Linked DNA regions of Homo sapiens: region 1 is linked to region 2. A link is an interaction called in ENCODE POLR2A ChIA-PET data of the cell type or tissue named here. Cell type or tissue: OCI-LY7. All regions are shown on one strand.

Evidence for each region. ChIA-PET counts read pairs that join two places held together with the same protein. Peaks named below come from ENCODE experiments on the same cell type or tissue, not always from the same donor. Only the 100,000 strongest peaks of a DNase experiment are listed, where the experiment ranks them.
Region 1: POLR2A ChIA-PET joins it to region 2 with 12 read pairs; 3 of 35 experiments call an interaction of 5 or more read pairs at or near these places.

Annotation. Positions count from the first base shown.
Region 1 is chr17:38,603,705-38,607,704 of GRCh38, forward strand. SRCIN1 (SRC kinase signaling inhibitor 1) reads right to left here and starts at 2,248. Exons shown (of 19, transcript NM_025248.3): 1 at 1,980-2,248. The coding sequence starts at 2,001. RefSeq lists enhancers at 3,108-3,709, 3,710-4,000. In OCI-LY7, CTCF peaks have their summits at 1,183 (motif pointing right), 2,848 (motif pointing left) and 3,077; DNase peaks (open chromatin) are centred at 1,293, 2,377 and 2,777; H3K4me3 peaks cover 1,642 bases.
Region 2 is chr17:38,413,631-38,417,630 of GRCh38, forward strand. No RefSeq gene overlaps it. Among named protein-coding and RNA genes, the nearest start is that of ARHGAP23, 13 kb to the right of the region's middle. RefSeq lists enhancers at 206-1,140, 1,141-2,076, 1,956-2,250, 2,077-3,011. In OCI-LY7, CTCF peaks have their summits at 1,289 (motif pointing left) and 2,364; DNase peaks (open chromatin) are centred at 1,281, 1,821, 2,091, 2,361 and 3 weaker places; H3K4me3 peaks cover 1,608 bases; H3K27ac peaks cover 3,122 bases.

The DNA of each region.
Region 1 (4,000 bases), 190 kb after region 2:
CCTGGGTGCCAGGCAGTCTGGGTGGGGACAGCGGGGTGGAGGGGGGGTGCATCTTATTCTTGGAAACCCTCCCCTTATGCCCAGAGCCCTCACCCCATCCCTTGCTTCTACCCCAGGCCACCAGCTAAGTCTCTGTCCCCAGCAACTCTCAGCTTGCCTGGAGCACTCCTTCCTGTGTGAATGTTCCTTCCCATGTCCCTGACACCTGTATGGAGTGGCCCATCACCAACCAGAACCAGCAAAACCCCTCAAATGCACCATAGCTGCTCCCCACATACAACCACACCAGAAACCACCACCATCACAGCTGCCACCAGTGGCGACAGCCTCACAATCTCCATCAAATGCATCATCAATTTTTAAAGATCAACAAGAGGGAAAGGGATGGGAATAAGAGAAACTGAGGCAAGGAATTAGACAGCAAAGCAGTTGGCTCAAGGTCACCCAGACCAAGATACCAAGAGTCGGGAAGAAGGTATCCTGACGACCCCCCAAAAGTGCTCAAACCCCACCCAAAGGAACATTCAGGCCCACAAACCTGGAAGTCTGGTCAGCTTCCCTCACTCCCAAGCCTCACCTGTTTCTCCCTTCCCCAAAACAGACAGCAGCTCCTCCATCTCCTTTTGAAAGGCTGCTGCCAGAAACCCCCACCCCCAGCTCGGGGAGCCCACTTTCCTTAAAGTTGGGGTGCTGCAGGACCTCCTTGTCCCACAACATTTGAGGAGGGGGGCTGGGAAGATCCCCCTCCTTGCATACTTCCCCGCGCCTGCTCACCTGGCTCCCCTCGGCCCCCAGGGTCCCTCGGTCCAGCCTCCTCCCTGGGAGAGCGGGCTCTGCCCTCCGCCGTCCTCTCCCACCAGGCCAGGGCAAAGCGCCGGAGGCACTGCCAGGGCTGCATGGGGACGCGTGGGGCTGGGGGACGAGCACCAGCAGCCGCACACGCCCCGCCGGGCCCTGACAGCTGAGCTGCGGAGGCACCCGGCCTGTCCCCTCTGCTTCCACCAGCATCCTGCTGCCCCCACCGACAGGACTCGGAGCTGGCCCGGGAGCTTCTGACGTAGCAGGGGGGTGCGTGGGAGGGGAGGGGGGGCCACGGTGCGTCCCCTTCCCAGCCCCACCCTCCACCCCTCAGCCGCCTGCCTTCCCTATCTTCTCACTCACCCTAGATGCCCTCCCCAGCTGGGGGCGCCCTCCCCTGCCCCCTGGCCTCTGCAGGGGGAGGGGTTAAGATCAAATAGCCCCTCCCTAAACCCCTCCCTCTCGTGGCCCTCCCTACCCGCTGGTAGAGCGGGGAGCTGGTCCCCAGTTTCTGCAACTGCTGCTGAGGCTCAGAGGTCTCCAGGGCTAGGGCCTCGAGGTGCGGGGAGGGGGGGTGTGTGGAATACAGGCTTGTATCCTGGCAACGCGGCCAACCCCAGAACGCACTCATCCCCTTCCCTCCCTGGAGGCTGGCGCAAAGGGCCCACCACCACCATCCTAGCCCGTGCACCCCATTCTGGGAGCTGGGGGAGGGAGGCCTTTGATGCACCCCTCACTTCTCCATCCCCTTCCCCTCCCCTGCATCCTCCACTTCCCCCACCTCGGAGGGACGCCCTTCTCCCCCCACCCTCCTCACCATCCATCCCCCTTCTTCTCCTCACCCCTCCCCCTTCCACACAAGCCCCTTTACAGTTGAACCCCTCTGGCCCCCACCCCGGGGCGTAGTGAGGCCCTCCCCACCCAGTCTCCTGCCTCGCCACCCTGCCCCCTTCTCTGGTCCCAGCACTCCTCTCGCCCGGGTCCTTCTCCCAAGCCCGGCGCACAGCGGTCCCCTGCCCCCACACACCTGCGCCCCAGCATCCCTCGCCCCGCCGGCCACCGCCTCCCCGGCCCGGCCGCCGCCCCCGCCCCCGGCCGAGGGGGAAAACACACAAAGAAAACAGAAATACCTTCCACTTAAGCATGGAGGCACATTAGGGAGGAGAGAGACAGGGACATGCCTTGGGACGGAGCGTTCCCCATCGGGCGGGGGCGCGGGGGGCGGGGGCCCCGGGCCGGCCTGCCTGGCGCTCGCCCTCTCGCCGCCTCGCGGGCTCCTCGCTCGGCCCCAGCCCCGGGGCGCGGTGCCAGGCGGGCGGGCCGGGGGCGCGGGCCCCGCCGGGGTGGACCAGCTGGGAGGGCGCCGGCGGCCGGGCGTGTGGGTGAGCGCGCGCGCGGGCGTGTCACCGAGTGTGCGAGAGCGAGTGTGTGTGTGTTTGAGTGTGTGTCTGCGCGCGCGCGGGCCGGCGCGGGTGTGTCACTGCGGGCGGGCGCGCGCGCGGCGCGGGCGCGCGCGTGTGGCCGGAACTTACAAAGGGCCGCCCGGGGCGGCGGGGGCGGGGGAGGGGAGGGGGCACTGCGCCTTCTCGCGCCCTCCAGCTTCACCGCGTGATCCCGCAGCGCGCGGCCGGGGCCGGGCGCGGGGCGCGCTCACTCTCTCCTTCCCGCGCCACCTGCTTCGTCCCACCCCAAGTAGTCTTCGCGCCACGATAGAGACAAATACATTGACCGAGGACCGGCTCGGAGGAGGCACCCGGGGAAGCGGGGACACTTGGAGGGTGGAGGACTCCTGGGTCTCCAAGCCCGGGCGCGCCTAGGGATGGAAAGGCTCTCGGGGCTGGGTGGGGAGGCGGGGCGGCGAGACTGGGGGCTCCCTTCAGCCAAGGTGACCGCGGAAACCAACAGCCGCCCCATGCTGGGAGCGCCCGGATCCTCCTCTGCTTCTGCCTCGCGACCCCTCACCCCAGCGCGCCTAGACGCGGCTCGGTCGGAGGGTCTGGGCTCCCCGGCGCCCCCTGCTGGGCCGCCGCCTCGCCCCCGCTCCGGGTTGCAGCCCCTCCTGCAGGCGTGCGCGGGAACTGCAGGCAGGTCCGCGCCCCTCCGGCCAGTGAGACCCCACCGTAGGACGCTCCAGCGACGGTCCCTGCTCACGCCTCGCTTGGCGGCGTCACTGCCGCCTCTACTTCAGCCCGCAGAGCACTAGCTCGGCTCCACCCTGCCGTCCCCCGCCCCTCCGCGTCCCACCTTCGTTGGCCTACCTGTTGGCTCCGCAGACTTCTCCAGCGCTGACCCGGACCCAGACCCAGACCCAGGCCCGCGCCGACACCTCGTGATTCCAGCGGCCCCCTCCCTCCCTCGCTCCGATGCTCTGGCCAGTCCCTTCTCTCTCAAGCTTTCTTGCGGAGGAGAAGGTGGGCTGAGTCCCCTGTCCCTTTTATTTACTTCTGGAGTTTCCAAAAGCAGTTTAGGTGAGCAAGAGAGTGGACACAGTACTTCTATTCACTGTGGGCCATCAGGCAGAGTGGCAGGCAGGCAGAGAGCCCAGGAGAGGAGACCCCACCCCAAGTGGCCCAAATGACAAACCGGTTTCCCCACTTCCTGGTCTACCCAGTTGCAACCTTAATCTGGGCTCTCCCAATTTCCTATCCACCCCCAGGCCTGCCCCTGAGCCAACCACATGCCCAGCTAGGGACAAGGTCCCAGATTCCCCTTAGAGATAAATAACCAATTGCAGTAACTCAGATGCCAGGGCCAGGACCAGAGGAGAGGCCCTTCCCAGCTCCAGTGGGACAGATCAGGAGGACAGCCAAGAGCTGTGTCCTGGACACACAGTCTGGGCACACGACCCCAGCGGCAGGCACCCTGACTTCTTCCCTCCTGGGCCAACTGCCTCTCCCTCTGCCAACTGGATGGTGCCCATCTTTTGGCCTCTGAGCGCACAGTGGGCATCCATCCAGTGCCCTGCCTGGCTGCCTGCCCAGGATGGGCATGGGAGGCAGCAGGCTCTGTGTGGGGGAGGCTCAGGGGAGGCAAGGGTAGCTTCCCCTCAGCACACGGACACCACCTCCCAAGCGGCTGGGAGCCCAGAGCTCTGGCACAGGTCGCTCCTCCGTTCAGATTCCTCACCCACTGACTGCACAGGACTCCTGCCCTTCACCTGCCCCCAACTCAGATTCCCCCCAAGGGACAAGATTTCTTCCCT
Region 2 (4,000 bases):
GAATCTCAAGGGGTTGTGGGGGAGAGCGGTGGTGAGGATAGCAGATGAGACATCTCAGGGGCATCCACGGGCTCTTCGCTTCCTCCCATGCTCCTGCCTGCCTGTTAAGACTCCTGGGGAGGGCCTGGCCCAGGATTTGCTGACCCAAGTTTGAGTCCCGGCTCTACTGCCTGCTCGTTTTGTGATCTTGGGCACTTTATGCTTTTTTGGTCTGTTTCCTCCTGAGTTTTATTTCCTACCTCATGTGTGAGTAAATGAGACATGTGTGTAAAATGCCTGGTACATCTTGAGCACTTAATAAATATCCACAAAAGCCTGCGCGACATAGCAAGACCCTGTCTTCATAAACAGTAAAAAATTAGCTGGGCATGGTGGCGTGCGCCTGTAGTTTCAGCTACTCAGGAGGCTGAGGTGAGAGGATCGCTTGAGCCTGGAAGGTCCAGGCTACAGTGAATGGTGATGGTGCCATTGCACTCCAGCCTGGGCAACACAGCGAGACTCTGTCTCAAATGTGTGTCATCTCTCTCTCTCTCTCTCTCGGCACTGATTATGATCATTATTATTATTATTATTATTTTTGAGACAGGGTATCTCTCTGTCACCCCGGCTGGATTGCAGTGGCAAGATCTCAGCTCACTGCAACCTCTGCCTCCTGGGTTCAATTCTCCTGCCTCAGTCTCCTGAGTAGCTGGGATTATAGGCGTCTGCCACCACGCCTGGCTAATTTTTGTATTTTTCGTAGAGACTAGGTTTCACCATGTTGGCCAGGCTGGTCTCGAACTCCTGACCTCAGGTGATCCGTCTGCCTCAACCTTCCAAAGTGCTGGGATTACAGGCGTGAGCCACCGTTCCTGGCCCCATGATCATTATTATTAGCGGGCTTTTTTTTTTTTTTTTTTTTTTTTTTTGCTGGGAGAGGGAAAGAGTCTCGCCCATCACCCAGGCTGGAGTGCAACAGCGCTATTGTAGCTCACTACAACTTCAAACTTCTGGGCTCAAGCCATCCTCCCACCTCGGCCTCCCAAAGTGCTGGGATTACAGGCGTGAGCCACTGTGCCCGGCCCTGTTAGCAGTATTTTGAAAACTAGGATTGAGATTCTTTTTGCCAAAGGCAGAGGAAGAATGAAAAGCTCCTCTTACCGGAGGCCGCAGAGGAGCGGGCTGTAGGGAAAAAGAGAGGAGGGAGCTTCCAGGTGGGGAAGGGCCCGGAGGCTGCTGGTGGCCGCGGGCAGAGCTGGGTGAGTCATTGGGCTTCTCCTGCCACCTAGTGGCTCCTCAGGGCTAAGCCACCCTGCTGTTCCCTCAGGTCCCCTCGGTGGTGGTGGGGTGAGGCCGCACTTAAATATTCCTAAACACGGTGTCTCCAGTCCTCTTCTGTTAGCCCATTAAACGCCCTGCCCTTTCAGGGACCCTGGCCCATGAGGCATCCCTCACCTGGCCCTGGTGTGTGGGACACGACCCCCTCCTCCAGGTGGAGGGAGAGCGAGAAGCCTTTGTTCTCCTGGCTCCGGGGCAGAGTTGGGGGGCCGAGGCGGACACCTGGGGACGGTGGATGCCACGTTCATGCACCCCGCCCCCGCTTGCTTGATGGCTGCTCATGGGAGAGACTGGGGCCCGGGACCATGTCCGTGTCTGCTGCGGGTTCTAGTTAATTCTATAAATAGGCACTATTTTGTGCAGGGTCCGGGTTAGGGCTCTCCTGAACCTTCCCATCTCACCTTCTCGGAGGACTTTGCCTTTTTGTCTCCAGTATGGAGAGGGTGCGGACAGAGACCGGCCGCCCGAGGCCTGAGAGCCGGATGGGGCCTCTCCTCATGCCCCTCCCTCTGAGGAGGCTGCCTGGAGTGATGGCCTGGTTGCATCATGCCCTACTCCTGCCTATTAGGTGGCTGTGACTACTGGGGAGGGGTCTGGCCCTGGGTGAGGGGCTTCAGGAGGAGGCTGAGGGTCCTCATGAAGGGGCCACACGTTGGCTGTGAATCAAGGTCAGGCGTCCTGCCCTGCTGCCCACTGCCCTCCCCGCCCCTGACACCCACTTCTCTCTCGGGGCCCTGCAGCCTCAGCTGCACCAGGCCAGGATTGCATCATTCTTGGCTTTGTTCTCAGAGCAGCAGGTGCAGGAGTGGGGCCTGCCACCCGCCGCCCCCCTCCTTCCCTCTCATCTCCTTCCACTCCCTCCTGGGTAATCCCCCTCCTTCCTCCCTTCCTAGGCCCATGGCACCCCGGGAGTTGTCTGCCTTACCCGTGGCTCTTAGCTCCCTTTCTACCTTCTCCCTGTTCCCCAGGGAGCCCTGGAGGCTACCGAGGTGGAAGGAAGTAGACTGGGGGGCAGGGATGAGCACCAGGCTGGAAACCGCCATTCTTCACCTCTAGCCCCCAACTGGCTGAAAGCAGGTGCCACCCGCAAAGGGAACACCCGGTTGTAGCCAGGGTATAGCCTCCTAGAATTTGGGGACAAGGTCAGAAATCGTCACCTGCTGAACTAAAACTAATAATAATCAACATAAAATGAATTAATTCAGCCCTTTGTAGAAGGCACTTAACTTTTTTTTTTTTTTTTTTTTTTGTGAGATGGAGTCTCGCTCTGTCACCCAGGCTGGACTGCAGTGGCACAATCTCGGCTCACTGCAACCTCCGCCTCCCAGGTTCAAGAATTTCTCCTGCCTCAGCCTCCCTAGTAGCTGGGATTATAGGCATGTGCCATCACGCCCAGCTAATTTTTTGTAATTTTGGTGGAGACGGGGTTTCACCTTGTTGGCCAGGCTAGTCTCGAACTCCTGGCCTCAGGTGATCCGCTAGCCTCGGCCTCCCAAAGTGCTGGGATTACAGGCGTGAGCCACCACACCCTGCCGGTGCTTAACTTTTATTGATCACTTCTGTGCCCACCAGTAGACCGAGCATTTTAGACTCACATTCTCATGTCATCTTTCAACAGCTCTGTGAGGTGGTGCGGTTAGCATGTCTGGTTTACAGATAAGGGAGCTGCAGGGCAGAGAGGTCAGAACACTTGCCCAAGACTGCGCGAATATTAAATGGCAGGTCTGGGAGGTGAGTCCTGGTCTGCCTCCCTCTTGAAGCCTCTGGAAGAGATGGTTGGAAAATTCGATGCTGACCCACCCGGAACATTTTTTTTAAACCCCTAAAAGATTGTTTTTGGCCAAGACACTCATCAAGAGATAAGTATCTTATTTTAACTTTATCAAAGAGATAGAATAAATAACAAATATCCATGGAAGCCTGGGCTACATACTGAGACCCCGTCTCTAAAAAAATAAAAAATTAGCCAGGCATGGTGGCATGCACTTGTAGTCCCTGCTGCTCAGGCTGAGGTGGGAGGATCATTTGAGCCTGGGAGGTGGAGGCAGCAGTAAGTGGTGATTGCACCACTGCACTCCAGCCTGGGCTCATATCAAATGAGCCCTGCCCCTCTCCACACTGCTGTACCTCTGAGGCAACATTGTTGCTGAAGGTTCTGGTCCCTGTGGGATGTAGAAGAAGAGAAGCACTGGGGGATCCAGCCTGCCAGGGAGGAGGGAGGACTGGGGGACTGCACTTGTGGACCCTGCAGGCTGGCACAGAGACTGTGGGTGGTACTATCCCTTCCTTATTCAGGAACTCTGCTTGTGAATCTTCCTGCAGTGTTCAAGGTGTGTTGATAAGATAGCATTGGGTTTAGCAATCTAGCCACCATGACTTTGGCTAGTAGGAGTTTACTCCTGAGAGCCAGATTAGCATCTCTGAGGACAGACAGTCCCTGATCTTGCAAAGCCCAACACCAGACCCTAGGCCTGGCCAAGCAACAGCTATTTGAAGGCCCAGCATGGGTGGCTACCGCCGCCACCACCTTCTTGTTCTCACTTCCTCAGCACTGAAAGAGAACCTGAGGGAAACCAACTGGAGAGAATGGAGCCTGGCTTCCACAGCCAGGGCCCTGCTACACCACAGCCCGGGAGAGTGCGGCTCAGGGCGAGGGGCAGGCTTGCTGGCTGACACTCTTCTC